5 separate regions of the Homo sapiens genome follow, and all the other regions are linked to region 5. Evidence: chromatin loops called from intact Hi-C (ENCODE). Cell type or tissue: B cell. All regions are shown on one strand. Each heading gives the region's core, and the rest is flanking DNA. Links, peaks and the distances in the headings are about the cores only.

Region 1 (4,000 bases), core at 1-4,000, 260 kb after region 5:
TAAGAGAATAAATTTGTGCTGTTTTTAGCCATTCTATTAGTAGTAATGTGTTAGAGCAGCAATTGAAAACAAGTAAACCTATGCTAGGGCTGGGATGGGAGAGGTACAAAAATTAGTGACAATAGGAATGGCAGGGCATGGTGGCTCACGTCTGTAATCCCAGCACTTTGGGAGGCTGAGGTGGCGGGATCACCTGAGCTTAGGAGTTTAAGACCCAGCCTAGGCAACATGGTGAAACCCTGTCTCTACTAAAAACACCCCCCTCCAAAAAAAATTAGCCAGATGTGGCAGTGCACACCTATAATCCCAGCTACTTAGGAAGATGAGGTGAGAGGATCACTTGAGCCCCAGAGGCAGATGTTGCAGTGCACTGTGATCATGCCACTGCACTCCAGCCTGGGTAACAGAGTGAGACTATGTCTCAAAAACAATAATAATAATAATAATGGCCGGGCGTGATGGCTCACGCCTGTAATCCCAGCACTTTGGGAGGCCAAGGCGGGTGGATCACAAGGTCAGTAGTTTGAGACCAGCCTGGCCAATATGGTGAAACCCCATCTCTATTAAAAATATAAAAATTAGCTGGACATGGTGGTGTGCACCTGTAGTCCCAGCTACTCAGGAGGCTGAGGCAGAAGAATCACCTGAACCTGGGAGGCCGAGGTTGCAGTGAGCCAAGATCGTGCCACTGCACTCCAGCCTGGGTGACAGAATGCGATTCCATCTCAAAATAAATAAATAAATAAATGTGATAAAATAATAACTGCCAATGTCCATCAAGCACTTACTCGATGCTGGGGCTGGCATGGTGGCTCCCTGCCCGTAATCTCAGTGCTTTGGGAGGCCAAGGTGGGAGGATCACCTGAGCCCAAAAGTTGAAGGTTACAGTGAGCTATGATCGTATCACTGCACTCCAGCCTGGACAACAGAGCAAGATCCTGTCTCTAAAAAAATAAAAAATAAAACTTCACTACACTATGAGATGAGATGAGTGTCTTTATTATCTCCAGATGACAGTTGTGAACCTGAGGCTCACGAAGGTTAAGTAACATTAAGTAACATTCCTAAGAGGGCACCATAGCTGTGGGTGGTCAAGACAGGATTTGGACTCAGTCCAGAATCTAGCAAAGATGTGTACAAGTCTTGCCCAAGGCACACTGCTAGCGGCAGAGGCAGGACAAAACCTTGAGCCTCCCAACTGACTCCAGAGGACTCTTTCCCTAAAGTATACTTAACGTGGTGGGGTAGATCAAAGTATCTGCAGGGGGCAGGATCTGGAAGGGGTGTGGGCATTGAGCCAGCCTGGAAGGGACGTGGAGCCCAGGGTAGATTCTTTAAGATTCTTTACAGGCCTGGCCGGGGTGTTGACACTTCATAACCACACAGAGGCTCCGCGTGGGCATGCTTGTCTCAGCAGCCCACACGGAGGTAGGTGCTTCTGACATCTCGCAGGAGCCTCCAACCAGCACCACCTCTCAAGCCTTCCCTCCTTTGTCAGTAGGGAAGTCAGAGAAAGTATTACCAAGTCCACCAACCCAGAGCTCGTGGGGTCCTTGCAGCTTCTAGACTCTAAAGTGCATCTCACTTAAAGAACAAATGCCCCACAGACCAAATCTAGCTAAACAGAGGTTCTTCGGTCCACTGTTGGCCTCCAAGAGCAACTGTATGTTTTGAGCGCCACCTAGTGGTACCCAGGGCCCCCAGCGTTTTTGACTTCTCAAACCTGCCCTTAAGGACGGAGCTCCTACCTCCCGCCTCGGAGGTCTCTCCAGGTAGGCTAAGGTGACTTAGAGGACCGCCAGCCCCTTCTGGTTCCAGAGCTCTTCAGAGAGGTCCAAGGCCAACTGGTTCCTCGAAACTGTGGGTTTACATCGGGACTGCCCCATCCTGGGCTCTGCCTGTCAAGAATGCTGTCCTGGATTAGGGCACAGGAGAATGCGTTTTGTCATTGATCTGGAGGGAGGGAAGGCATGTGGAGGAATCAGCATCTCATTTCAATGTGAGAGAAACTAATGGAGGGAAGAGAATTTTTTAAAGCTAGTGAGAACACACATTCATTTGACAACTTAGTTAAAAAGGACCGATTCCTTGAAAAATACAAATGACTACAACTCACCCAATGTGAACTAGATAATTTGAGTATGCCTACAACTGTTAAGGAAATCGAATTTGCAATTTTAAAACTCCCAAAAAAGAAGTCTCCAGATCCAGATGGTTTCACTGAAGAATTCTACCAAATGTTTAAAGAGGAATTCACACCATCTCTCTACATTCTCTTTCAGAAAATAGAAGAGGAGGGAACACTTTCCAATTCATTTTATGAAGATAGTATTTCCCTGATATTAAAACCACAGATAGGAATGAGTACAGTGGCTCACATCTGTAATCCTAGCATTTTGGGAGGTCAAAGTGGGAGGATGACTTGAGCCCAGGGGTTCAAGACCAGCCTGGGCAACAAAGTGAGACACTGTCTCTATAAAAATTACAAAAATTAACCAGGCATGGTAGCATGTGCCTGTAGTCCCAGCTACTCGGGAAGCTGAGGCCAGAGGACTGCTTGAGCTTAAGAGGTTGAGGCTGCTGGCTGGGCACGGTGGCTCACACCTGTAATTCCAGCACTTTGGGAGGCCGAGGTGGGCGGATCACTTGAGGTCAGCAGTTCGAGACCAGCCTGGCCAAGATGCCGAAATCCTGTCTCTACTAAAAATACAAAAATTAGCCAGGCATGGCGGCACATGCCTGTAATCCCAGTTACTCAGGAGGCTGAGGCAGAAGCATCACTTGAACCTGGGAGGCAGAGGTTACACTGAGCCAAGATCGCGCCACTGAACTCCAGCCTGAGCAACAGAGAGAGACTCTGTCTCAAAAACAAACAAACAAATAAATAAAACCAAGGTAGTAAAAAAAACCTACAGATCAATATCCCTCATGAATATATACATGAAAATCCTTAACAAAATATTAGCAAATAGAATTCAGCAATATATCTCAAGGATTGTACAGGATGACCAACTGGAGTTTATTCCACAGATGAAAGGGTAGTTGAATATTTGAAAATCAATCAATGCAATCCACCATATTAACAGGTGAAAGAAGAGAAATAATATGATCATATAAATTAATGCAGAAAAAGCATTTGACAAAATTCAGCACCCATTTGTAAAAAAAAAAACTTACAAAACTATAGCTAACACACTTAATGCTTGAAAGACTAAATGCTTTCCCCCACAAAATTAGTGACAAGGCCAGGAGGTCCATTCTTTTTTTTTTTTTTTTTTTTTTTGAGACAGAGTCTCACTCTGTCACCCAGGCTGGAGTGCAGTGGCATGATCTCGGCTCACTGCAAGCTCCACCTCCCGGGTTCACACCGTTCTCCTGCCTCAGCCTCCCGAGTAGCTGGGACTACAGGCGCCCGCCACCACGCCCGGCTAATTTTTTTTTTTTTTTGTATTTTTAGTAGAGACGGGATTTCACCGTTTTAGCCAGGATGGTCTCGATTTCCTGACCTTGTGATCCACCTGCCTCTGCCTCCCAAAGTGCTGGGATTACAGGCGTGAGCCACCACGCCCAGCCAGGAGGTCCACCCTTATTCAGCATAGTGCCAGAAGTTATAGCTAGTGAAGTCAGGCTAGAAAAAAGAAAAAGGCATACAGTTTTGCTTATGTTTGCAAATCAAGAAGATTAAGGTCACTTATGAAGCATAACGGGCTTTGTCTGCTCAGGGATTCTTCACACTGGTCTTCATCTTAATTTATTTTAACACTACAGAGATGAGGAAATCACTTGAGAAATTTTGTAATGAACTAGCAAAGCCCAAGTTCCACTCCCCATGACTGGCTTCCTCTGGTCCAGGGTAGGGCCTGAGCATCTGAATTTTGTAACACTGCCCAGGTGATTCTAAGGTGCACATTTAGCAAATGTGAGAACCACTTTACTAAAGGGAGAGCTTCCAAAAAACACCCAAATACAGCGCATCTCCAGGTTTGGTTCCTGACCAGTT
Region 2 (4,000 bases), core at 1-4,000, 60 kb after region 5:
GCTAACGTGGTAAAACCCCATCTCTACTAAAAATACAAAAATTAGCCAGGCATGGTGGCATATACCCGTAGTCCCAGCTACTGGGGAGGCTGAGGCATAAGAAGCGCTTGAACCCGGGAGGCAGAGGTTGCAGTGAGCGTAGATTCTACCACTGCACTCCACCCTGGGTGACAGAGTAAGACGCTGTGAAAAAAAAAAAAAAAGAAGAAAGAGAAAGAAAACAACTTTGTTAAAATAGAGTACTTTTTACACTTTCTTTCACATTGTATAGTATTCTTCCCACTAAAAATGATGACTCAACATAATGCCAGATCCAAATCAACTCTAAGTGTTAGAGATGCTACTGAAAATCAGGCAAGTTCTAAACAAAGAGTTGGAATTTCCCCAACAAAAACCAAACAATTATCTATCTGCAGCCACTGATGTGAATATTTTTACTCAAGGGATCTTTGGACGGGGTGCGGTGGCTCACGCCTGTAATCCCAGCACTTTGGGAGGCCGAGGAGGGCGGATCACTTGAGGTCGGGAGTTTGGGACCAGCCCGGTTAACATGGTGAAACCCCATCTCTACTAAAAATACAAAAATTAGCTGGGTGTGGTGGCAGGTGCCTGTAATCCCAGCTACTCAGAAGGCTGAGGCAGGAGACTTGCTTGAACCCAGGAGGCAGAGGTTGCAGTGAGCTGAGATCTCGCCACTACACTCCAGCCTGGGCGACAGAGTGAGACTCCATCCTCAAAAAAAAGAGAGAGATCTTTGAAAACTGAGAGCACAAGGCATTTGTTTAATTTCTGCATATTTTAGGAATATAGGATGCTTAAGTATAACTTAAGTTGCTGCCATCAAGAAGTGCTGAAGGGGTAAGGGAGATAAAAGCAGGTGTCAGAATCGATCTGAAAATGAATAGGGGAGGCCCCAGACAGGGGCAGAGGGTGCACACGTGAGCTTTGGGGGAGGCTAGGCTGTGTGTCAAGTGTGGTTGTTGAAATATGGTCAGAGGGAAAAGGCCATTGGAGCTGCATCTGATGAAACACGCCCACGGTCCCCCAATCTCCCTCACTCCCTGCTTCCCTTCTTGTGAATCCAAGATGCAAAGCTGAGCCCCATTCCATAGACCCTCCAAAGATATGGAATGGGATCAGAATGATCCCAAGGAGGGGAAAAAGAATCAAAGCCACTGTAGTGGTTTCTCCCCAGGGAAATCCAGGGAAACACTCACAATTTTAAGGAGGGTTTCATCTTAAAGTAAAGATAAAAAAGTGTTATGACAAAATGGAGAGACAAGGTCCCATCTTTATCCAGAAAGTAAGAAAACCATGTACAAGATTTCTGTTGCCTTGATAAGCAGGAAGGCATGGCCCCAGTATACAACACATATGTATGTGGCCGCACTTAGATATTAAAATTCCCTCCAAGTTGGCCAGGCAGGTCTATTTGTGCAGGCAAATTAAAAAGCTGTAAGACAATAAGGTGTCTGCAAATGGTTACAGCTACAAGAGGATATGAAGCTATTTGCATGTCTGTCTCTAGGGGAAGCAGCCAGATGTGTTAGAAACAGTTCCAGTTCAGAGCTTGCGGCCACCTGTGAGCTGGGTGACTTGGGGAGAAGGAAAACAGGTACAAGCAGAAGACATTTGGAGTTCCGGCTCTATACAATGCTGAATGCCAGGCAGGCACTTCAGTGGAAGTCATTTTATATAACCCTCCCTTCCTCACTACCATCCCGAGATGTATTATTTCTATCATACAGATGAGGAAACAAGTGCAGAGAGGTTCTTGCCAACGGTACACAGTTAATAAATGACAGATCCTCTAGGATGATACAGCAGGGAAATGTTTATTATCTCTGAGTGTTCCCAACAGTGATTGGCCCCATGAGAAGGGCGTGCAGAGGGGACGTGAAATGCACAGAAAGAACTTAAACTCCAGTTGCATCCCTTAGTAAAGATAATAACATGAAAACAGGGGCCTGGGGTTTAAGTAACTCAGTAAAGGTGATGGGGCAGGGGCAACATATCTGTCTGACACATCTGGTCAAAATGCTGACATCAAAGTCTTCAAGCACAAACACACGCACACACACATGACTACCCCAACGCTGATTTCATTGCTCAGGAGCAGAGCACTGTAGCCAAGGGTAGGCTCTAAGGGTGTTAGAATTCCTGCCTCAAATCCTGGCCCCTCCACTGGCCAGCAGAGTGATCTTCTGCAAGCTTCTTAACCCCCTGCATCTCAGTTTGCTCACCAATAAGATGGAAATAATGAGAGAACCTGCCTGATAAAGTTATTAAGAGGAGGACATGAGCGGAAAGCACTGAGTGCATTGGCTGCCACAACTCTCAGGCGCACATTTCCATATTTCAATTTCTCGCAAATAAGGATGCATCCTACAACCATAGTCTTCTTAGACTGGATGAAATAAGGATAGAATGATGATGCTGACGATAATGACGTAGTGCATCCCTTACTTCCTTTCCACCTCCCTCCGTCCCATCCCCATCCCCATCTCAAAGCCCAAACTCCTGGATGGAGTGTTTGTTCTCAACTTCTCTTCCTTTTTCTTTTAGTTTGCTACAAGTTGAATGCTTTGTTTTCCAAGCCAAGACAAATCTCCTCAAATTCAAATGGCAAAGTGCCACAGCATCAAAATGCCCTGTGCCTTCTGAGGCTTGCTAAGATGCAGGGAGGCAGCTCCAGGGTAACAGGCCCTTTGAGACCACCTGTGCCCGAGCCACTCCTCACACAGCCAAGGTCACTGCCCTGGATGTCATGAACAGCTGGGGAAGTCTCTGTCAGGTTAGACAGAGGTAGTGGGTCTTCAGCAGTACCCAGAAAGACCCTCCCCACCCTCCTGCCCACCAAATAACTGCCTCAGCCCTCACTGAGGCCAGAAATCCCAGGCAGTGTTCCTTTAAATCAACGGTTTCCAGTCACTCGACAATGTTTGGCCACTACATCAAATCATAACCAGCTTTCTCAAAGTCTGAAAAACTACAAGAAGTTGTGGTTCAAATAAATAAATAGGGATAAATTTTCCTCAATTATCAAGCTTTCTCCCATAAAACTTTGTTAAACAGTTGACACAGCTGTGCTTGAATCATAAACACAGATATACATATATAAACATAGATAGTACTAATATCTCAACAAATATTAGTATGTCATGAAGACTTCCAGATATCTGCCACCTGGCCAAGCTTGAGGTTGTTCCCCCAGCAGAAGCTAATGCAAGTCAACACCCTGAAGCTAATGAAGGCCAACACCCTTGGGATCAGAGTCCAAAGTCCTCAAGGATAAGGATGCAAGAAGCATCCATTTATCAGAGGTTCTACTCAGAAAAGGCTGATGGGAGAAGTAGCTCCTGCATGTCCAAGGTCAGGAGTTCAGGGACAGAAATCAGGACAGAACAGGAGGGCCAGAAAAACACCAGAAAAGGCAGAAAAGGCACTCAGATTTTTGCCTTTCACTTTGTCCTGATCTCAATAAACATCAATATTCAAGGCTTCACTTGCTTTTCACGATGAGTGTATTGGAACTGAAAGTTCTGAGACAATTATAAGAAATATGAAAACCCAGGCTAGGTGCAGTGGCTCATGCTTTTAATCCCAGCACTTTGGGAAGCCAAGGCAGGAGGATTGCTTGAGGCCAGGAGTTCAAGACCAGCCTGGACTTGAAACCCCGTCTCTACAAAAAAAGAAAACAAGAAATATGAAAATTCCCCTTCCTTCCAACTGAAGTATGGAGCCTCAGAAGACTGAGCACCCATTTCTTGACAAAATCCTCCTGGCCCAGCTATATCCTAGAAGTAAATTACAACAAGTAGAGAGAAAAAATTGGGCTCCCAAACTTCCAGGAAGCTTTGCATGGGGCACAATCCTAGCTGTTATAGAGGTTGAAAGTTAAGTTACATATTTTTCTACCATTCTCTGATTGTGTCTGACATACTGAATATTCATTTATTTTGCCTTTAATTTATCCATAATCGACATGTCTACCATGCAT
Region 3 (6,615 bases), core at 1,327-5,326, 73 kb after region 5:
CTAGATATACAATCATGTCATCTGCAAACAGGGACAATTTGACTTCCTCTTTTCCTAATTGAATACCCTTTATTTCCTTCTCCTGCCTGATTGCCCTGGCCAGAACTTCCAACACTATGTTGAATAGCAATAAAGATCTAAAACTGACACCCTAACATCACAATTAAAAAGTAGAGAAGCAAGAGCAAACACATTCAAAAGCTAGCAGAAGGCAAGAAATACCTAAGATCAGAGCAGAACTGAAGGAGACAGAGACACAAAAAAACCTTCAAAAGATCAATGAATCCAGGAGCTAGTTTTTTTAAAAAGATCAACAAAATTGATAGACTGCTACCAAGACTAATAAAGAAGAAAAGAGAGAAGAATCAAATAGATGCAATAAAAAATGATAAAGGGGATATCACCACCGATCCCACAGAAATACACACTATCATCAGAGAATACTATAAACACCTCTATGCAAGTAAACTAGAAATTCTAGAAGAAATGGATAAATTCCTTGACACATACACCTTCCCAAGACTAAACCAGGAAGAAGTTGAATCTCTGAATAGACCAATAACAGGCTCTGAAATTGAGGCAATACTTAATAGCTTACCAACCAAAAAAAGTCCAGGACCAGACGGATTCACAGCCGAATTCTACCAGAGGTACAAGGAGGAGCTGGTACCATTCCTTCTGAAACTATTCCAATCAATAGAAAAAGAGGGAATCCTCCCTAACTCATTTTATGAGGCCAGCATCATCCTGATACCAAAGCCTGGCAGAGACACAACAAAAAAAGAGAATTTTAGACCAATATCCCTGATGAACATCGATGCAAAAATCCTCAATAAAATACTGGCAAACCGAATCCAGCAGCACATCAAAAAGCTTATCCACCATGATCAAGTGGGCTTCATCCCTGGGATGCAAGGCTGGTTCAACATATGCAAATCAATAAACATAATCCAGCATATAAACAGAACCAACGACAAAAACCACATGATTATCTGAATAGATGCAGAAAAGGCCTTTGACAAAATTCAACAACCCTTCATGCTAAAAACTCTCAATAAACTAGGTATTGATGGGACGTATCTCAAAATAATAAGAGCTATCTATGACAAACCCACAGCCAATATCATACTGAATGATCAAAAACTGGAAGCAGTCCCTTTGAAAACCGGCACAAGACAGGGATGCCCTCTGTCACCACTCCTAATAGCTCCTTTTTCTAGTCTAACCAGTGGCTGGATTTGATAATACATCTTGCACTGTTTTGATGAGAGGTGATACGGTCCAGGGGTTAGGAGCCAGAAAGGTCTGGAGTCAGACAAACTTCATCATCAGACCTGAGCTGCCACTTCCTCTTGTGTGGTGATCCTCACAAGCCATGACCCTCTCTGATCAAAGTGTCCACAGCACTTCAGGAGACTGAAAGCCTGTGTCTACAAGCACTGACAAGTGGGACGCTGGAGGCGTTCAGTCAACATTGTTCTTAATAATATTGTCTGTCGCCGGGTGCAGGACTCAGACCTGTAATCCCAGCACTTTGGGAGGCCGAAGCGGGCGGATCACCTGAGGTCAGGAGATCAAGACCAGCCTGACCAACAGGGGGAAACCCCATCTCTACTAAAAATACAAAATTAGCCAGGCATGGTGGCACATGCCAGTAATCCCGGCTACTTGGGAGGCTGAAGTGGGAGAATCGCTTGAACCCAGGAGGCAGAGGTTGCAGTAAGCTGAGATCGGGCCATTGCACTCCAGCCTGGGCAATAAGAGCAAAACTCCATCTCAAAAAAAAAAAAAAAATTGTCTGTCCTCCAAAGACAAACTACTGAGTCCACCACCTGCTAGCTATGTGACCTCAGCTGATTAACTTATCCTCTCTGCCATTTTCTCATCTCCAAGATGAAAACAAGAATTCCTACGTTCCAGGCTGGTTTTGAGAATTATTAGATGATATCATTCAGGAAAAGCACAGTGCGCTGGGTGAGGTGGCTCACGCCTGTAATTCCAGCACTTTGGGAGGCCAAGGTGGGTGGATCACCAGCAGTCAGGAGTTCGAGACCAGCCTGGTCAACATGGCGAAACTCCGTCTCTACTAAAAATACAAAAAATAGCCGGGTGTGGTGACAGGCGCCTGTAATCCCAGCTACTCAGGAGGCTGAGGCAGGAGATTCACTTGCACTTGGGAGGGAGAGACTGCAGTGAGCAGAGATCACGCCACTGCACTCTAGCCTGGGTGACAGAGCGAGACTCAGTCTCAAAAAAAAAAAAAAAGTGCAGTGGCTTACATATACTGAAACTGAATAAATGGTAGCAATTGTTAATACTGTTGCTATTCCTTCTAAATTCCCGAGTTGCTTGAAGGCAAGAATCTTGTGTATCCACTTCTGTATCCCTAATACTAAATGCCTGGCACATTTTCTTGCAGGAAGGAAAGGAGTAGGCTTCTTCCTGAGGTCCTGCCATGCTCATCCCCAGTGAGCTTGGTTCCTGATTTCAGAGAGAGGCATAGATGGGACACCAAGAAGGCACGTGGCTTGGGTGGGCTGCACAGTGCTGAAAGGTGGAAAGAGGATCTGCTGGAGTGTGGAAGGTTTACAGACGGTAAAATCTGCAGCTGCTCACACACCTACTAGTGGGAGGGGGAGGCTTGCGAAATGTTAAAAATGAGTCGATTTTCTCATATACAACAAGAACAACAACGAAGACAGTGAGGAAAAGAGGAATAAACAAGGTGTGGGTGGAGAAAAACAGGTACCTGAGCCTGGCTCTTGTGAAACAGAACCCTTTAGGAGTAGAGGTGGGGTGGGGAGGGCAGTCACTGGTTTAATACAGATCCTCCCAAATAGGCTGGATCACAGCCGAGCTTACAGATGCTCACTTTGGACTCCTCTGACACCACCAGAGAGATCAAACCCCAGGATATGTTGGTTTTGTAGGTTGTCAGACACGTCAAGACCACTAACTGTTTCTATCAGAATGTAGAAATGTTGCAGACCGTGGAGGGGGCTGTTCAGATGGCCCAGCACTCTGACCGCATGCAAAGGAAGTTCCTTTCGCAACCCGTCCTCTTCCTCCAACTGTAAAGTAAGATTATGAAGCAGAATCAAGAGCCTACACTGAACCTCAAAAGGGAAAGCCCAGGGTTGGGGACTCCCAGTGCAGCATGGTCAATGGTGCCACCCCAATACCACCTGCACCAACATCACCTTCAATAGCAGGACTTATTCCCCTGTGGCTCCATAAACTGGGCAGATCAATGGAGAAGGTGCAGCCTGAAAACCCTGGAGGCATCCCCTAGAATCTGGGCCCCAAATTCCTAGCTTGGAATCTCCCCCACTTCATTATGTTCTTACCCCAGGCATAACAGTTCTGCTGCTGATCAATCCAATAGGTCTGCTGTACCTAAGAGCTATGATGCACTCAGCCACAGAGCTCTGTGTGATGAAGATGCAAAATGGACTCAGACATCCTCTGAGCTCTTCCCCTAAGTTTTGAAGGTAACTGCTCAGGACAGAAAACTGAGATTGTAAGAGACACTGGTCTCGAAGTGAACTGTCCACAAATCCTGAGGATCGTTCCTTTGAACAAATGTATCTGGTTGTTTTTGTTGTGTGCATTTTTTTATTCAGAATATAAAATATTCTGAAAAGCTATGGAGTCTCACAAACTGAGCTCTAGTAACTAAGACGGTAACTCCAGGAGGGTTCTCTATTCCTAGAATTTCTTCCGTCAGAATAACCAAGTTGAGAGGTTTGTCAAATTTTGTTTCATAAGCTAGTAGTTTCACTTTTATTTAGAATCTAGAGCCAGACAATTGGGTTCCAGTCCTGTCACATCCTGGCTCTGTGACCGTGGATACTAACCCTCTCCATGCCTCAGTTTTCTCCTCTGCAAAATGGGGATGAAAATAATAATACTTACCTCTCAGGAGTGTTGTGGGGATTAATGAGCTAATACATGAGAGCAACTAGAAGAGTACCTGGCATACTCTTAGGTACTTTATTCAGTCAGTATTTAATAAATGTCGCTACATACATAGACTGTCTTAAAGAGCTAATGACCTACTTTTATTTTTAAAGATCTCCAATGGTAGGTTTCAACTTTTAGTTTAGAAATACAGAGGCAGTATAAAATAGTGGTTAAGAACATGAACTATAAAGCCATATTGCCTGGGATTGGATCCCAGCTCTGCCCCTTTTTCACTGTGTTAATTTGGTCAAGTTACTTAACCTCTCTGAGCTTTAGTTTCCTTATCTGTAAAATGGAGATAATACTGCCTGCAGGTTTAAGTGAGTTGATAAATACAAGCCACATTATAGATAATAGTAGAGATGACAGGTGCCGCTGTCATTGTATCTCTAGGGGAGGTCCCATCAGCAGCTCCCATGATCACATTTGTAAAATGCCAAGATGCCATTCAAAGTCCCAGGAAGCAACTAGGCAGCCAGCCATTCTCTTCCCATCTCAGCTCTGTTGGAAGTTGCTGACCTACAGCTCATCAGTAAATGTGTACCAAGCAGAAATCAATTAAAATCAGCCACACTTGCTGCTGCAGTCTCCTCTGTTCCCATCCCATGGCAGGGCTGAGGGCTAAGGAGGCAGACAGAGGAGCTGTTGCAAGGACAGTGGGAGGGGGGCCACTGGCACAGTACCTCTTGCTGCTCCATGGCAACGGTAGCTGCTAGACAGCAGAGCAGCAACAACACACTGCAGCAAGAGAGGAAAGTCTGACTCCTCTCGCCAGGCAAAGCACCAGGCCATTCACAAGGCCAGAAGACAGGAAGACCCCGGCCCTAAACAGCAGCCCTGATCATGGGACCCAGCCCAACCTCTGACTCCTGGCATAGAAAAACAACACACATACGAGTCCTTCCTCCAGGCTCACCTGCCCTGGGAAGCCACAAATCCACAGACAAACTTGGTATCTCTGTCTTAGTCTACTCCTGCTGCTATAACAAAATATCCTAGACTAAGGAATTTATCAATGTATTGCTCACAGTTCTGGAGGCTGGGAAGTCCAAGATCAAAGCAATAGCAGATTCGGTGTCTGGCAAGGCACCAAACAGTGATGCCTTCTGTGTCTTCACATGGCAGAGGGGTGAAGAGGCTCCCTCAGGCCTCTTTTATAAGGGCACTAATTCCATTCATGAAGGCAGAGCCCTCAAGACCTAATCACCTCCCAATACTATTGCATTAGGGATTAGGTTTCAACACTTGAATTTGTGGGGGGTACACAAACATTCAGACCATGGCAACCTCTAAACTTTGCACACAGCTCATGGGCTGTGTGACCCTGGATCCTTGCTCAACATTGTCAGGTACACAGGAAAAAATTCACAGGAGAGCTCATGCTAGGTGGAGCTGTGAGGCTCTCACTGGGGACAGAATTAAGTGTTTCAACAGGAATGGAACTAGAGGTACTTTGGGCAGGCAGCAGAGGGGAAGATTCCTGGAGAAGGGAGCTGGATCTTAAAGGACAAAAGGAAATAAAGGAAGAGGCAGGGAGAGAGGGACAGACATAAGCCTCATAAAACATCCACCCAGGGAACACCTTTCTACCCAAAAAGAAACTAATCATTTCAAACAAATGTTTCTCTACCCTCTAGGAAAGGATTGCATTTTCTGCCAGATCTGATTGAAGCAGGCAGATATTTTGTAACTGCACCTCCTTGCCTAGCAAAAAATGTTCCAACTTGTCAGTCATCCTCCATCTCAGGTGCATTCTGCCTGCTCCAGGTGATGTGGCCCATCTGACACATGCAGCTCATTTTCCCAAATATTCCTGCAGCTCAAACTGGCAAGCGTAAGGGATACACTACTTTGTCAGTGTGATAGTGTACTCCATTCTTTAGAGACAGCAACAAGTTTTGCAAATTGGTCCTGATAAAGAACCTCAGATTTAAATGTATTGGGCGGGAGGTGTTCCATCAGGAACAATTTGCAAAACTTGCCAACATAAAATTTACATATACATGTGTGTGTATATATATTTATATTCATTCACCTTACAAGAAGACTGCCTTACACTAGATACTTAAGTCTCTGGGTCTCAATTTCTATAACTATAAAAGTATATATTTTCTCAGGCTCAGGCACTATGGGGAAAAGATTCTAAGGTTCCATTCAGGTTCAGCACAGAGAAAGGTGCTGGGATCCATTAGTGATGTCTGCCGTACTCACACTAGGGGAACATGGGAGGTGTATGTACCTGTAGGTGTTTGTAATTTCCCGAACAGAGGGTAATTTCGACTTTCTAAAGACCTATTCTTTCAAACATTCTGAGCATTGAGTTATAAAGGCCACACTCATGGGTTCAAAGGAGTCCCTCTGCTGCAAAGAGAGGAAAAAGGCTGTCTGTGTTGAGAAGATCCCTCCAGAACCCACCCTCACAATCCCTGAGAGCACACCCCACAGGTCCTCAGGTGAAAGTCACAAAGTTGCTCCTCTGCCAGGACCTGTGGGGATGGAGGACTATCTCCCAGCATGAGAAACCAAGCGTTTTTGTTCAGCTGTTGAGTCACAGTAACTCCTGTGTGAGTCTAAAATTATTTCCATTATGAGTGGCTTTCATTTTGTAGGCAGACCGCCCCCCCACCCCAACCGCTAGATGCAATTTAGAAG
Region 4 (6,615 bases), core at 1,190-5,189, 78 kb before region 5:
TTTAACTATTCACCACACTACTGCTCTTTTCCCTATAATCTATTTTCAACAGAGCAGCTAAAGTGATTATTTTAAAATGTCAGATCATATCACACTCTCCCTATAAACCTCTAATAGCTCTCCTTCAACTCAAATTTACATAATTGCCTGTAATGCCTTATATGTTCAATTATATACATATACACTTACCACCATGTCTGTGAAATGTCTTTCTCCTACTTCCCCAGTATGAACCCTCAAGGCTCATCCACATAGCTTGTGTCAAAATTTCATTCCTTTCTAAACACTGAACAGAATTCGTTTTATATAGGAACTGTTTTTCTCTGAGAAGAGGTCAGAAAACACCCAGTCCAATCGCTCGGTCTTCTGGGCACTAAAGTGATACGACAGAGCCCCTTTCCAGGGAGGGCCACTTAGGGTCACAGTAATTAGGGGTACCTGGCCAGGGTGAGCAAGGCAGCCCCTCACCCCAGAGTCTAATTTGGGCACCACCTCTTGGCTAACCCAACTCTTACCACCTCCCAGGGGCATGTCTCTCTATGCCAAAGACCCTATAAAGAAGCCAGAGGCAGATATATGGGGCACTCCATGGAGGTTTCATTCTCGCTCTAACAATAAAACTAAAACAGGGAGTGATTTATCGGAGTGAGTGTCGGGAAAGGGGAGCGCAAATTCTCACTTCACTGCAGGCCACAGATTGAACAAGCCTTCAGGGTTAGGGGTGGTGCAGGCAGAGGCCTGGGGCAGACCCACGGCCCCCCAGACGCCCACCCCGCCCGCCAGGCTGTCCTGACTATGTTGTGTGTGTACTTGCTGTGTGATCCCGGGCAAGTCGGCAGCCTCTCTGTTTTCTCATCAGCGATTTTAAGACAGGAATGAGTTAAAACAAAGGGCTCACAGCTGTATTAGGGATATCGTGAGTATTAAATACAGTCCTTGAGGGGCCCAGCTGCCGTTGTTGTCATTGTTGTTAATACTGCTGACTGCTATCATGACTCCCAGGGGAGGTGATACTACGCTCACACCACAGATCAAAAAACTGAGCCACAGGGCCTCAGTCCTGAGGCAGGACTCAGCCAGGCATGTCAGGCTCCTGTCTGGGGTAAGTGGGTCTGACAGGGCACGCCAGCACCACCCCCCTGAGAACTGAGGGACAAAGGCCAAGAAAGTCATTAGCCTTCCCCTAGACACAGAGCAGCCTTCCCGTAGGACACGTGGGTTTGTCTGTGCAGGTTTGAAATCCTTAGGAAGTGACACTTATGAGCGTTCTGGAAAGGTGTGATCCCCATCTCAGCCTCACAAAGGTCTTGGCTCACTTTGATGATGTTTCACTGCCAGGGCCTTTGAGAAAGTCTCCCCTCACCTCCCCCCAGGTATCAGCAGGAAACAGAAAGATGACCTGCAGGGGGATGGGGCCTTGTTTTCTTTGGACACTCTTTCCAGCAACGACTCCAGACAGCAAGGCTGGAAGAGAGAACCAGATCACAGGAAGGAACAGGTGCCAGGCTACGTCCACCATAGCCCGTCCTCTTCCACAAGCAGAAACGATGACGTGTTAGAAATAAAACTCATCCTCACCATTTTTGAACGTCTGCAAAGGCACAATTCATCCACTTTACAGAGGCACTTACACTGTGTTTCAGAAAACCAATCTACCTCATCTAAGTACTGCAGTTCAGTCAATATACAAAATATACTAAAAACCACGGTTAGGGCAGTGCTGAGTTTGGGCATCACACTTAGTTTGTGCTTCCCAGTAGCCAAGGTATAAAGAGAAATATGATGGATTATGAAAACTTTTACCTCTGATGAAGTTAAAAACACACCAAATTGGCCAGGCACAGTGGCTCGCATCTGTAATTCCAGCACTTTGGGAGGCTAAGGCGGGCAGATGGCTTAGCCCAGGAATTCAAGACCAGCCCAGGCAACAATGGTAAAATCTCATACACACACACACACACACACACACACACACACACTTAGCTGAGTGTGGTAGTATGCGCCAGTAGTCCCAGCTACTCCAGGGACTGAGGGGAGCGGATGGTTTGAGCCTGGGAGGTCCAGGCTGCAGTGAGCTATGACTGCATCACTGCACGCCAGCTTGGGTGACAGAGCAAGACCCTGTCTCAAAAAAACCCCCCAAAACCAAACAGGCAAACAACAACAAACCCACAGAGAATTTAGAGGTGGGACGTGGATCTGAGTTTAAACTCCATCACTTGCAGACAGTGCAACCTCAGGCAATACCTTAACTTCTTATTTCCTTGTTTATTAGTCTCAGTAATATCTCAGAATATTGGGGGAATCGCCTGAGCCATGTATGTGGCAGTGCTTTGAAAATTATACAATATCTTCCAGAAATCTGACTTATCATGGAGTATTTATAGTGGTTCTTTCAGTGAAACGATCTATTTTTTTTTCTATGCTGGTTGTGTTCTCTTTGAGGTGGCTCTGAAAACGTTTGTTCACGTAACTCCTTATACCAGGGACGCTGTACAATAGGAAGGACAGTAGTCACACCCCATTTTGAGCACTCATTCTCTATCAGGCGCAGGGGTACACTTGCCTGAGTTTGAATGAGTTGAGCACACTGTCTAACCCATGGCACCTTCACAGACATTCCGGGATAGAAATACCATTAGCATTCCTATTTTGCAGAAGAGGAAGCTGAGGCACAGAGATACATGAACCGATCTGACTCTCTTTCCCATAAAGGTGGCACAGACGGTCAGAGACAGTGAGCCAGTGGGGCCCTGGACCCATGTGGGATTAAAGGCTCTATGCTGAAGGCACCATTCTGAGGTAGCTCTGGTGTGTGTGTGGCTGTGTGTGTCTGTATCTGTGTGGGAGAGAAAGAGAGACACAGAGATAAGCCCCACCAGAGACTTAAGGGCTCAGAGAGCACCAGGGACCCACAGCCCTACTCCTTAAATCTGTGATGCCTGATGAGATGGGGATGGGGATGGGGCCAGGCCCAAACCCAGCTTCTGGCTTTAGGGTTTGCTCTTGCATTAAATTCCCCTTGGTTTCAGCACCACAGGGTGGGTTTCAGTCTTTTGTAAGCAAACATTTCTCAGGGAAGTCATGAGTCTTCCTTTAGAAAAACCAAGGAAGCCAGCTTAGCCGAGGACCAGCCCCGGCCCTGGAGCAAACGCTGCGGGGCACATGAGATGGTTTCTCCGCCCTTCCTACATCCACGACCTCTCAACCTTGCTCCTCTGAGCCCCAGAATTCCAGGCTCACTAGGAGAGGTGAACGGCGTCTATAAGACGTGCTGTCATTTTAAAAGTCCCAAAGCAGCAGCGACTGGTCCACGGTAGACGACATTTCCTGTTTTTGTGAACTTGTTTTGTTTTTTTTTCAAATTAGATTTCTACTCACTGATCCTCTCCATTTTTTTTTTCCCCTTTTTAAAATCAAACAGCAGATCAAAAGAAAAGCAACAGAAAGCTCGTGGTGTTCCTCTGCCTCAAAGGCCAAACGTCTGTGGGTTTTTTGTCTTGGCTGCCGACCGCAGCACGTCACACTGTTTGAAATTTGCAGCTGCGATCATTTATCTTCAGGGGACAGGGGTGGTAGGTGGCCGTGGTCCTGGGGAGACCCCGGGAGACCCTCCCAGCGCATGACATGAGTGTAGCTGCCGTCCAGCCCTAGGTCCTGTCTTCCTGGATGAGGAAATACCGTGCGGGGTCTGGAAGGGGAGGCTGCACGCAGCCCTCAGGGAGAGACACAGCACCAAACGCCTTGGACGCCATGAGTCCCAGCCCTGCCTCTCACGATCGTGAGGCTGTGGGGAGCAACTCGGCCTTCCTCAATTCCAGTTTCTTCATCTGTAAAAAGGGAAAATCCTGGTACCCACTGCATAAGATTGAGGATAAAATTAGACTCTGCAGGTAAAATGCTTGGCACACAGTAGACTCTCAAGACATGGCAGCTGATGCCAGAGTCGGGGAGCTGTCCTGCCTGCAGGGCAGTGTTTCAGGAGGAAGCGTGCTTCTTGGGGCTCCGGATGCCGCCAGCAATGTTTACGAAACTAGACAAGTCCACTTATTCAATTTACAAAAAGCAACATGTTTACAAGCCCCTCCATAGCTTTGGATCTAAAGGCGGAAAAGTGCCTGGACACCAGCGTTAGTCTGGAGAGAGGGAATTCTTCTCAGGAGCCACGGAGCAGGGACCCATTCCTAAACCATTCCCGCTTTTCCTCCAGGAAATGGGTGCAAGACAAGGAAAGCCATGGCCTGGATTGTTACGTAGAAGCAGCTGGGACACAGTGTTCCCTGGGGCATCTGGGGACAGTGGTGCCTGTAACTGTCCCCTGGCCATGGGGTGCAGCCCCCGCCACCCCTCCCTGAGTGCCCAGGGCCAGTCCATCCTCCATGCCACAGCCAGGGCCGGCTGGCCATGCCCCAACTCCTCATTCTGAAGAACACTGAAAATAAAGAGGGGTCCCAGCTAAGAGGGGGTGTTTATAACTTGAAAAATGCTGATAACGCCAGCCAGTCATTTGCCCTGAAGTAGGTAATAGCTAGAGCAGCATTTCTTAGAATTAAAAAAAGACTATGAATAGATAGTTATGCTGTGTCTGCAGTCAGGGCCCTCCAATTAATGGCAGGAAGCCTATGTTTCTGTCGGACTGCAGCCTGAGCCCTGTGTGCGTGCACCTGTGCACGAGAGAGACAGAGTGAAGTGGGCAAGGGGAGCGTGGGTGGATGGTGTGTTGACTTCCAGAACTTCGGATCTCAGGTGGTCACCTAGAAATCCAATTGATGGGAAAGAACATGATTTCCTACTTGTAAGCCAACATGGCATTTCTTTATGCAAGCCCCTTATCTAGAAAGAGATGCTGGTGTCACTACAAAGGGACATGGGGACTCCAGAACTCAACCCTGGCCCACTGAGCATGTATTCAAGCTGGGGAGGCAAGAGCTGTCAGCCTAGAAGACAGTACGTTGCGGAGTGTCTGCTTCCGGGCGTCACCATTCTGGAACCATAGCCACCAAGGCAGAGTCCTGGGGGCCGCGCCTGCAGCCCAGCCCTCACCCAGCAAGAGAGGGAAGGATGAGGAGGCTGGGTTTACTGTGCCCCATTCTGTACCCTCAACCTAAGTGGCCGTTGATCCTCCAAAGGAGAAATGCATTGGGGTTCCATGCACCCTGGAAAGTCGGAGAACCTTCCCCGACAGAAGCTCCTTTCCTGCAATTTACTGTTCAAGCCTTCAGTAACTTCTGCCTTGCTCCTCAAGAACCTCCCTTGTCTTGTTTAATTTAGACCTGGGCAGTAATGAGGACTGTGTCGACTCCACTCTCGTCCACCGGAATGAAATTTTTCATTAAGGAGTTCCTGGGAGACTGGCCAAGTTTACTCTCGCAAGCATTGCATCTGCCTGCTTGCTGCAGTCTTCAGGCTGGCTGGCTAAATGACAGTCCTGGGTGGCAGGGAGGAGACGCCCCCAATTTCAGTTCTAAAGTAGGAGTGATTGCTTACCTCTATGGGGGGCCTGGGGAACTACAAACAATCGCCACTCCTCAAAGGGACTGCAGGTGGCAGGGAGTGTTTTGAAAATATTCATTTTCTAGAAATTCATTCTTCATTAGTAACACACGGAAGGCAGTGTGATGTGGAGAAAGAGCCCAGGCAGCTCACTGAACAGCTGAGTGACACTGGGCTGGCCACACAATCCTTGTCAGCCTCAGTCTCCGTATCTAAGCAGTAGGGATTCAAACGAAATTCCGTCCTCACCTGGTGGTTGTGCAGCTGCAATGGAACAATGTGCGTGAATGGTAGAGAAGTAGGAGGTCAAGCCAGGAAAGAGAGAAGATTCTGGAGTCCAACTCCCTGGGTTCAAATCCCACTTCTGCCACTGACAGACTGTGTGGCTTCAGGCAAGTCACAAAACCCCTCTGTACCACAGCTGTCTCATCTGTCAAATGGGGCTGACAACTGAAACTACTTCAAGGGACTGTCATGAGAATTTAGTGAGGGAATGGGCATCTCATGCTTGGCAAAGTACCTTTCGCATAGTAAGTGCTCAATAAAGATGGGCCCAGGAGTGGGGCCGCTGCTGAATGCAACCAACGCTGGCACGTGGGAGGGGCTCCATGAACAAGTCCTGATTCTGCATCTGGGCTACTGCCCTATTGTCTTTTACTTTTATTTATTAATTTAATTAATTAATTTATTTTGAGACAGAGTCTTGCTCTGTCGCCCAGGCTGGAGTGCAGTGGCACAATCTTGGCTCACTGCAACCTATGCCTCCTGGGTTCAAGCGATTCTCCTGCCTCAGCCTCCCAAGTAGCTGGGATTACAGGCGCCCACCACCTTGCCCAGCGAATTTGTTGCTGTTGTTGTTGTTGTTTGTTTTGAGGCAGAGTCTCACTCTGTCACCCAGGCTGGAGTGCAGTGGCGTGATATCGGCTCACTGCAACCTCCGCCTCCCAAGTTCAAGTGATTCTCCTGCCTCAGACTCGAGAGTAGCTGGGACTACAGGCGCCTACCACCACACCATCTAATTTTTGTATTTTTAGTAAAGACGGGGTTTCACTATATTTGCTAGGCTGGTCTCGAACTCCTGACCTCATGATCCCCCTGCCTCGGCCTCCCAAAGTGCTGGGA
Region 5 (6,615 bases), core at 1,067-5,066:
GACAACTGCGGTGCCCACCCCCACCTGCAGGTTGCTTTTCCAACAAGCCCAGCTGGGCTTCCAACACAAATATTTCTTGCAAAGCAGAATAGGAGGCCTGAGCTCCAGTCCTGGCCCAGCCCCCTGGCTCTCTGTTGGGTCAGTTCTTTAACTTCCTGAGCCTCAGTTTCCTCACCTGTATGGTGGGGATGAGAATCACAGATTCCACCTCAGAGGATTATTGCCAAGTACCTGGCTCAGAGTGGGTGCCCTCCAACCATGGGAACTATTATTATTAATTTAAAAGTGGAAGGCCGGGCGTGGTGGCTCACGCCTGTAATCCCAGCACTTTGGGAGGCCGAGGTGGGCAGATCACGAGGTCAGGAGATCGAGACCATCCTGGCTAACATGGTGAAACCCCGTCTCTACTAAAAATACAAAAAATTAGCCGGGCGTGGTGGCGGGTGCCTGTAGTCCCAGCTACTTGGGAGGCTGAGGCAGGAGAATGGCGTGAATCTGGGAGGAAGAGCTTGCAGTGAGCCATCATGCCACTGTACTCCAGCCTGGATGACAGTGCAAGACTCTGTCTCAAAAAACAAAACAAAACAAAAAAAGTGGAAGAAGGCTCGCTGCAGTGATCTGTCCTCAGGTTTCATGCAGATAAGCCATGGGCCTGTTCCAGCACAGGGCTGGTCTCTACAGCAAATCCTACCAGCTCTGCTCCTGCACTATCTTCCAGACTGAAGCCTCTAAGGGGTCTCATCCCAACCCTACTTTCAAGGGACAGATCTGAGATGGAGGTCCAGCCAGTCTTCCCCTACCTACACTGGTCAGTCTGCCACCGGGCTCTGAGACAGAACCACCCCAGCTGCACTCTGCCTGCCAGGGCCAGGGCCAGGACTCAGCCAGAGACTCCAAACCTGACCCTCTTCATCGCCTCCCCAGTGCTGCTTCAAGGATTTGAAAACCAGAAGCAGGAAAGCTCCCCTAGAAAGAGGGCATGCTGGCTTGGCAGGATGCCCAGGCAGCACCACGCCAGCTGCAGGGAGCCCAGGTGTGTCTTTTTGGCAGATGCAAGCAGGGCCACTCTGCCTTTGAAGAAAGAGGATTGGCCACACGTTAGACACTGAAGGCAGGAAACAGAATCTGGCCTCAGTGAGGGCTGGAACCAAGGAGAAACCACTTACAAGATGGCTGAGGAAAGACATCAGTAGGGAGGCCACCGAGTGGAATCATAAGCGGTGGAGAGTCAAAAGGCAACCTGAGACGAAATGCAGCAAGTGCATGCGGGAGTCCACCCAGATGCAGGGAAGGTAGGGGGTGTCCAGGAGCTTCCATGGACAGATATCCAGGAGGTGCACGCTGGGAGGGTGGCTGCGGCAGAGATTTCCCAGCAGCCTCTGAGCAGCAATAAGCACAGTGAGGAGGAAGCAGAAGTCCCTCTCTTCAGAGGAAGCAGTTCTCCATCCCGTGAGCCAATCCACAACTGGCCGGACAGCTCCTTGCAGAAACCGTCCAAGAAAAGCAGTCTCCACTAGCAGATAGCAAAGGCAGAGAGACCTAAGAGGTTCCTTTGTTTGCTAACTGCACCCCTAAACTCCAGAGGAAATAAGAAAATTCAAATTGCTTCCTCTTGGTACCAGAGGAATCAGGTTTGACAAGTCTCTTTATGAGATGACAGCTGAGAAATGTTCTAGAGAGGTCCCTTCTTACCCTGGGTTAAAACAGTGAAGTCTTGGCTTTCCAGGAGCTGGAAAACACGCTCATGAGACCCAGACCAGATTCTCAGGCACAACTGATGTTTCCATCCCTGATCTAGAATAAGCCATTCCAGGCAAAGGAATTTTCCAGATAGGAAAAACTCCTCAAGTGCAACAACAAAAAAAAGTCATGAGAACTTTGTGTGTGTGTGTGTGTGTGTGAAGAAAAAGTCTCTGAATGTCCTCTTAAGTTCCTCAAATGGAAATCCCCTAAATGTGCTGGAGTTCTTGAAAAGAGCATATTGGAAGAAATCTGTTACTGATAATCCCACACAAACACGCTACCCACTACAGTGGCACACTGCCCCTACCATGGTACAGAGGGAAAGACTTGGACTTTGAAAACACAGGGTAGAACCCCATCTCTGCATCTGACGTATCTAACCCTCCAAACTTCTGCTTCCTCATCTCTAAAATGGGTGGTGAGGAGCAACAACAAGGTTTGCGGTTTTTTGTTTTGCTTTGTTTTAAGAGATAGGGTCTTGTTCTATTGCCTAGGCTGGAACACAGTGGCACAATCATAGCTCACTACAGCCTCAAATTTTTGGGCTCAAGCTATCCTCCCGCCTCAGCCTCCCACAAGTAGCTGGGACTACAGGCATGTGCCGTCATGCCCAGCTAATTTTTTAATTTTTTTGTAGAGACAGGGGTCTCACTATGTTGCCCAGGCTAGTCTTGAACTCCCAGCCTCGAGTGATCCTCCCGCCTCAGCCTCCCAAAGTGCTGGCATTACAGGTGTGCACCACCATGCCCAGCCTACAACACGGCTTTTTGAGAAGTAAATGAAATGTACAAAACCTGCATGTAGTGGGCATCTAATTGGTATGACAATGTGTTCCTTAAAATACTTTTGAAAGTAATTAGTAGTTGAAAATAAACCTTAGTATTTAAGCAACCTCTACTTGACTACATATCTAGTTGCATAATTTCTTAATTTTAAAAAGTATTCTTGTTTTAATTATAAAAGTAATAAATGTTCATTGTAAAAAAAAAAATCTAAATCCCCAAAATAATTTTAAAAGTTAAAAACCACCTATATTCCAACCACCTAGACACAGGCTTGAGATTTTGTTATGTGTCTTCTCAGAGATACATAACAGGCTGGGTGTAGTGGCTCATAGCTGTAATACTAACACTTGTGAACGCTGAGGCAGGAGGATCGCTTGGGCCCAGGAGTTCTAGGCCAGCCTGGGCAACATGGTGAAATCCCATCTCTACAAAAATACAAAAATTAGCCAGGCATGGTGGCACACGCCTGTAGTCCCAGCTACTGAGGAGGCTGAAGTGGGAGGACTGCTTGAGCCTGGGAGGATGAAGCTGCAGTAAGCCACGATTGCGCCACTGCACTCCAGCCTGGGCGACACAGCAAGACCTTGTCTCAAAATTTAAAAAAATCAAATTAATTTGTAAAAAGTAAAAAAAGAAATGCGCATAGGTACTCTGTCTTTACAATGATACAATTCTTCTATGCATGTCGCTTTGTAATTTTTTTCATGTATGTCTCATGAGCATTTTTTTTCATATTAGAGATCATACTCCCATACTGCCATTCTAAAGGCTGCACAGGATCCCATAGTATGGATATACCATCCTTTAATTACTGCCACATGATATTTTGATCATTTCTAATTTCTCACTACTGTGAACAATACTGAGATGAGTACTATGTACCTACCCAGTTCCTCATTTGGGCTTCTCAGAAGTGTCACTAATGACGTACAGGATCAGATGACTCTGTTGTAAGGATTGTCCTGTGCACCATAGGACGTTCAGCAGCATCCCTGGCCTCAACCCACTAGAGGACAGTAGCAGCTCCCCAGCTCTGACAATCAAAACTATCTTCGGATGTTGCCAAATGTCCTCCCTGGGGTGGATGGGGTGCAAAATCCCCCCTGGTTGAGAACCATGGCTTTAGGATAAACTCCTAGAAGTGCCAGATCAAGGTGATTACAGACTTTTTATTTTCTTATCCATTGCTAAATTGCCCCCAGAAGGTTGAGTGCCCCCGTCAGCACTGGGGAACAGCCATCCTCCTTCTCATGTTTGCTGGTAGGAAGGTGGGTAGGGTCCACCCAGTTTTGTTTTTAATTAAATTAATAGATTCTCTTTTTTGAGCAGTTTTAGGTTGACAGAAAAATTGAGTGGAAAGTATATAGAGCTTCCATATACATACACTCATACCTTAACCCCCAGTTTCCCATTATTAATGAAGCAGGATACTTCCCTGACCCCTTTGCAGGCAGGAACTGGAGTACATGGGTGCTGGCAGGGGCAAATTCCACTCACTCACTGTTCCACCCCTCAGAGGAGGGGGAACACAGGTGAATGGGTGCAGGAGGTGGGGGTGAACGCTTTTGGGTGCCAGCAAGAGCGAACTCTGTACTGACCCTGTGGCAGCATCTAGGGGAGGGTGTCCATGACCCCTGAAGCCCCGGAAGAAGTGTTACAGTGCCCTTTTAGCTTTGCCATCCATGGACAGATTAAGTGTTAACAGCTCAGTGGATGGTCCATGTGACAGACACCCTTTTGCATTCACATTTGTGGCACCTGAGTTCTTGTCTGGCATCCAGGAGGAATGAGGTCACACAAATGACTTGAAGATGGCCAATGTGGGGGATTTTATTGCCAGTGAAAGTGGCTTTCAGCAGGAAGGGGAGCTAAAAAGGGGAAGGAGTGGGAAGGTAATTTTCCCCTGGAGTCCAGTGGTCCCCGATTGGACTCATCTCTAAAGCTATGCCATCAAGCTGTCCCTCTGAAGTCAAGCTGCTTCTGACATCCAACTGTAGTCTCCAATGTCCAGCTGCTTCTCCCCTCTCTGTTGGCTGAGCCTGGGGTATTTATGGGCACAGGATGGGGGTCGGGGCAGGCAACATTTGAGCGGGAAAACAGGGATGTAAGGTCTCACTTTGGGCTACAGTATTAGGCTTTTCAGCTTGAGGGTAGGGACCTCGCTGGGGACCAACCCTCTTCTGCCCAGAATTTCCCTGCCTCCTGTCCCTATCATTAATATCTTGCATTGGTGTGGTACATATGTTGTGACTGATGAGCCACTGTCAATGCATTCTTATTAATTGAAGTCCATAGTTTACATTAGACTTCATTCTTTGTGTAATGTCATGTATCCACCATTAAAGCATTGCATAGAGTAGTTTTCTGTCCTAAAAATCCCTTGTGCTCTTCCTGTTCATCCCTCTCCCCACCTCCTGAAACCCTGGCAACCACTGATCTTTTTACTGCCCCCATAGTCATTTACTGCTGTTTACAGACATTTGCCAACTTTTACAGAATGTCATATAGTTGGAATCATACAGAACGTAGCCTTTTCAGATTGACTTCTTTCACTTAGTAATATGCACTTCAGGTTCCTCCATATCTTTTTGTGGCTGGATGGCATATTTCTGATTGCTGAATAATATTCTGTTGTATGGATGCATCATAGTGTGTTTATCCCTTCACCTGTATAAGGGTATCATGGTAGCTTCCAAGTTTTGGCAATTATGAATAAAGCTGCCATAAACATTTGTGTGCAGATTTTTGTGGATACATAAGTTTTTAGCTCATTTGAGTAAATACTAAGGAGTGCAACTGCTGGATCACATGATAAGAGGATGTTTAGTTTCATAAGAAACTGCCAAACTGTCTTCCAAAAGGGCTGTATCATTTTGCATTTCCACCCGCAGTGAATGAGATTTCTGTTACTCCATGTCTTCACCAGCATTTGGTGTTGCTGGTGTTTTGGATTTTAGACATTCTAATAGGTATTAAGTGTTATTTCATTTTTGTTTTAATTTGTAATTCCCTAACGACATATGATGTAGAGCATCCTTTCTTATGCTTACTTGCCATCTGTAGATCTCCTTTGGCGACATCTGTTTGTATCTTTCACCCATTTTTAACTGGGCTGTTTGTTCTCTTATTGTTGAATTTAAGAGTTCTCTGTATATTTGGTATATGAGTCTTTTTTTAGGTATGTGTTTTGCAAACACAAGCTGGTTGAGACCACCGACCTCCAACTGGGCCTGCACAAAGGCATGAGAGGTGACCTTTTGACATCAGAGGGCCAAACACTACTCCCTCAGATCATGTTAATGCCACCATTTTCTGAACTCTTATTCCGTGAAGGGCAATGAAGCTTGACCACGTATGCATGGATTGCCAATTACCTCATGTTCTCTTACCCACAATCGCCTTTCCCCATGCCTCAGGCCACCTTGCTCCTCTATCCCATAAAGATCCCTAAAATCCCATCTTTGGGAAGGCAGATTTGAGACCTGTTCTCCTACCTCCTAGCTTGGCTGCCTCATGAAAAAATTACTTCTCTTTAGGAAAATCCATCATCACAGTGATTGGCTTACTGTGTGTAGGCAAACTAATGTGGTTGGGTATCAATTGTATGGATATACCATATTTTGTGTATCCATTCACAAGCTTATGGACATTTGTTTCCAGTTTGGGGCCTTTAGGATTGATGCTATTTATATATAGTCCTTGGGCTGTGACCAGTGGTGTTAAAGTATTTTGCCATCTTAATCTTCAACCTGTAATACACAAGTATGTCTTATTATACTTCAAACTATGTGAACTGATACCAGAAATGCCAACATGGGTTATGTGACTCCAGACCTGAATTTCAAAGCATATTAATCAGAAGTTCCTGCCACATGCCCTGCAAACTCCAGGATGGCATACGTTTCTAACAAAGGTCATGGAAAGGCACATGCAATTCTGAGAACCCCAGTTCCTAAAAGTCACCAAGCCACAGACTAGCAAGACTGACATTTTCAAGCTTCCCACTCCCAAGCTGACATTTCTAAAAGAGACAATCTCAGCTCAAGTGCCAGGAGAAAAGCCACATGCGCAGCTTTTGGGATCTGTG

Evidence for each region. Hi-C counts contacts between places; a loop is a spot of excess contacts. Peaks named below come from ENCODE experiments on the same cell type or tissue, not always from the same donor. Only the 100,000 strongest peaks of a DNase experiment are listed, where the experiment ranks them.
Region 1: a loop joins it to region 5, with 6 times the contacts of the local background. A loop is called at or near these places in 2 of 110 quality-filtered maps.
Region 2: a loop joins it to region 5, with 7 times the contacts of the local background. A loop is called at or near these places in 4 of 110 quality-filtered maps.
Region 3: a loop joins it to region 5, with 9 times the contacts of the local background. A loop is called at or near these places in 5 of 110 quality-filtered maps.
Region 4: it touches region 5 in a loop (5-fold over the local background); 2 of 110 quality-filtered maps call a loop at or near these places.

Annotation. Positions count from the first base shown.
Region 1 is chr12:104,379,701-104,383,700 of GRCh38, reverse strand. LOC105369949 (a long non-coding RNA gene) reads right to left here. Exons shown (of 4, transcript XR_007063432.1): 2 at 1,749-1,915. Among named protein-coding and RNA genes, the nearest start is that of CHST11, 75 kb to the left of the region's middle. In B cell, for the core only: CTCF peaks have their summits at 1,478 and 1,684 (motif pointing left); a DNase peak (open chromatin) is centred at 1,670; H3K27me3 peaks cover 445 bases.
Region 2 is chr12:104,580,465-104,584,464 of GRCh38, reverse strand. All of the region lies in intron 1 of CHST11 (carbohydrate sulfotransferase 11), which reads right to left. Among named protein-coding and RNA genes, the nearest start is that of MIR3922, 9.2 kb to the left of the region's middle. RefSeq lists enhancers at 627-696, 1,523-1,572. In B cell, for the core only: no CTCF peak of the experiment used is centred there; DNase peaks (open chromatin) are centred at 1,024 and 1,554; H3K4me3 peaks cover 741 bases; H3K27ac peaks cover 3,624 bases.
Region 3 is chr12:104,566,344-104,572,958 of GRCh38, reverse strand. All of the region lies in intron 1 of CHST11 (carbohydrate sulfotransferase 11), which reads right to left. Among named protein-coding and RNA genes, the nearest start is that of MIR3922, 22 kb to the left of the region's middle. RefSeq lists an enhancer at 2,900-2,989. In B cell, for the core only: no CTCF peak of the experiment used is centred there; DNase peaks (open chromatin) are centred at 1,328 and 3,058; H3K4me3 peaks cover 1,205 bases; H3K27ac peaks cover 3,411 bases.
Region 4 is chr12:104,717,520-104,724,134 of GRCh38, reverse strand. The region is part of intron 2 of CHST11 (carbohydrate sulfotransferase 11); the gene reads right to left. Among named protein-coding and RNA genes, the nearest start is that of MIR3922, 130 kb to the right of the region's middle. RefSeq lists enhancers at 418-1,036, 2,978-3,027, 3,001-3,629, 3,688-3,777. In B cell, for the core only: no CTCF peak of the experiment used is centred there; DNase peaks (open chromatin) are centred at 1,664, 1,964 and 3,454; H3K4me3 peaks cover 1,722 bases; H3K27ac peaks cover 1,354 bases.
Region 5 is chr12:104,638,923-104,645,537 of GRCh38, reverse strand. The region is part of intron 2 of CHST11 (carbohydrate sulfotransferase 11); the gene reads right to left. Among named protein-coding and RNA genes, the nearest start is that of MIR3922, 51 kb to the right of the region's middle. RefSeq lists enhancers at 1,325-1,374, 2,272-2,321. In B cell, for the core only: a CTCF peak has its summit at 3,564 (motif pointing right); DNase peaks (open chromatin) are centred at 1,077, 2,037, 2,893 and 3,487; H3K4me3 peaks cover 1,490 bases; H3K27ac peaks cover 4,000 bases.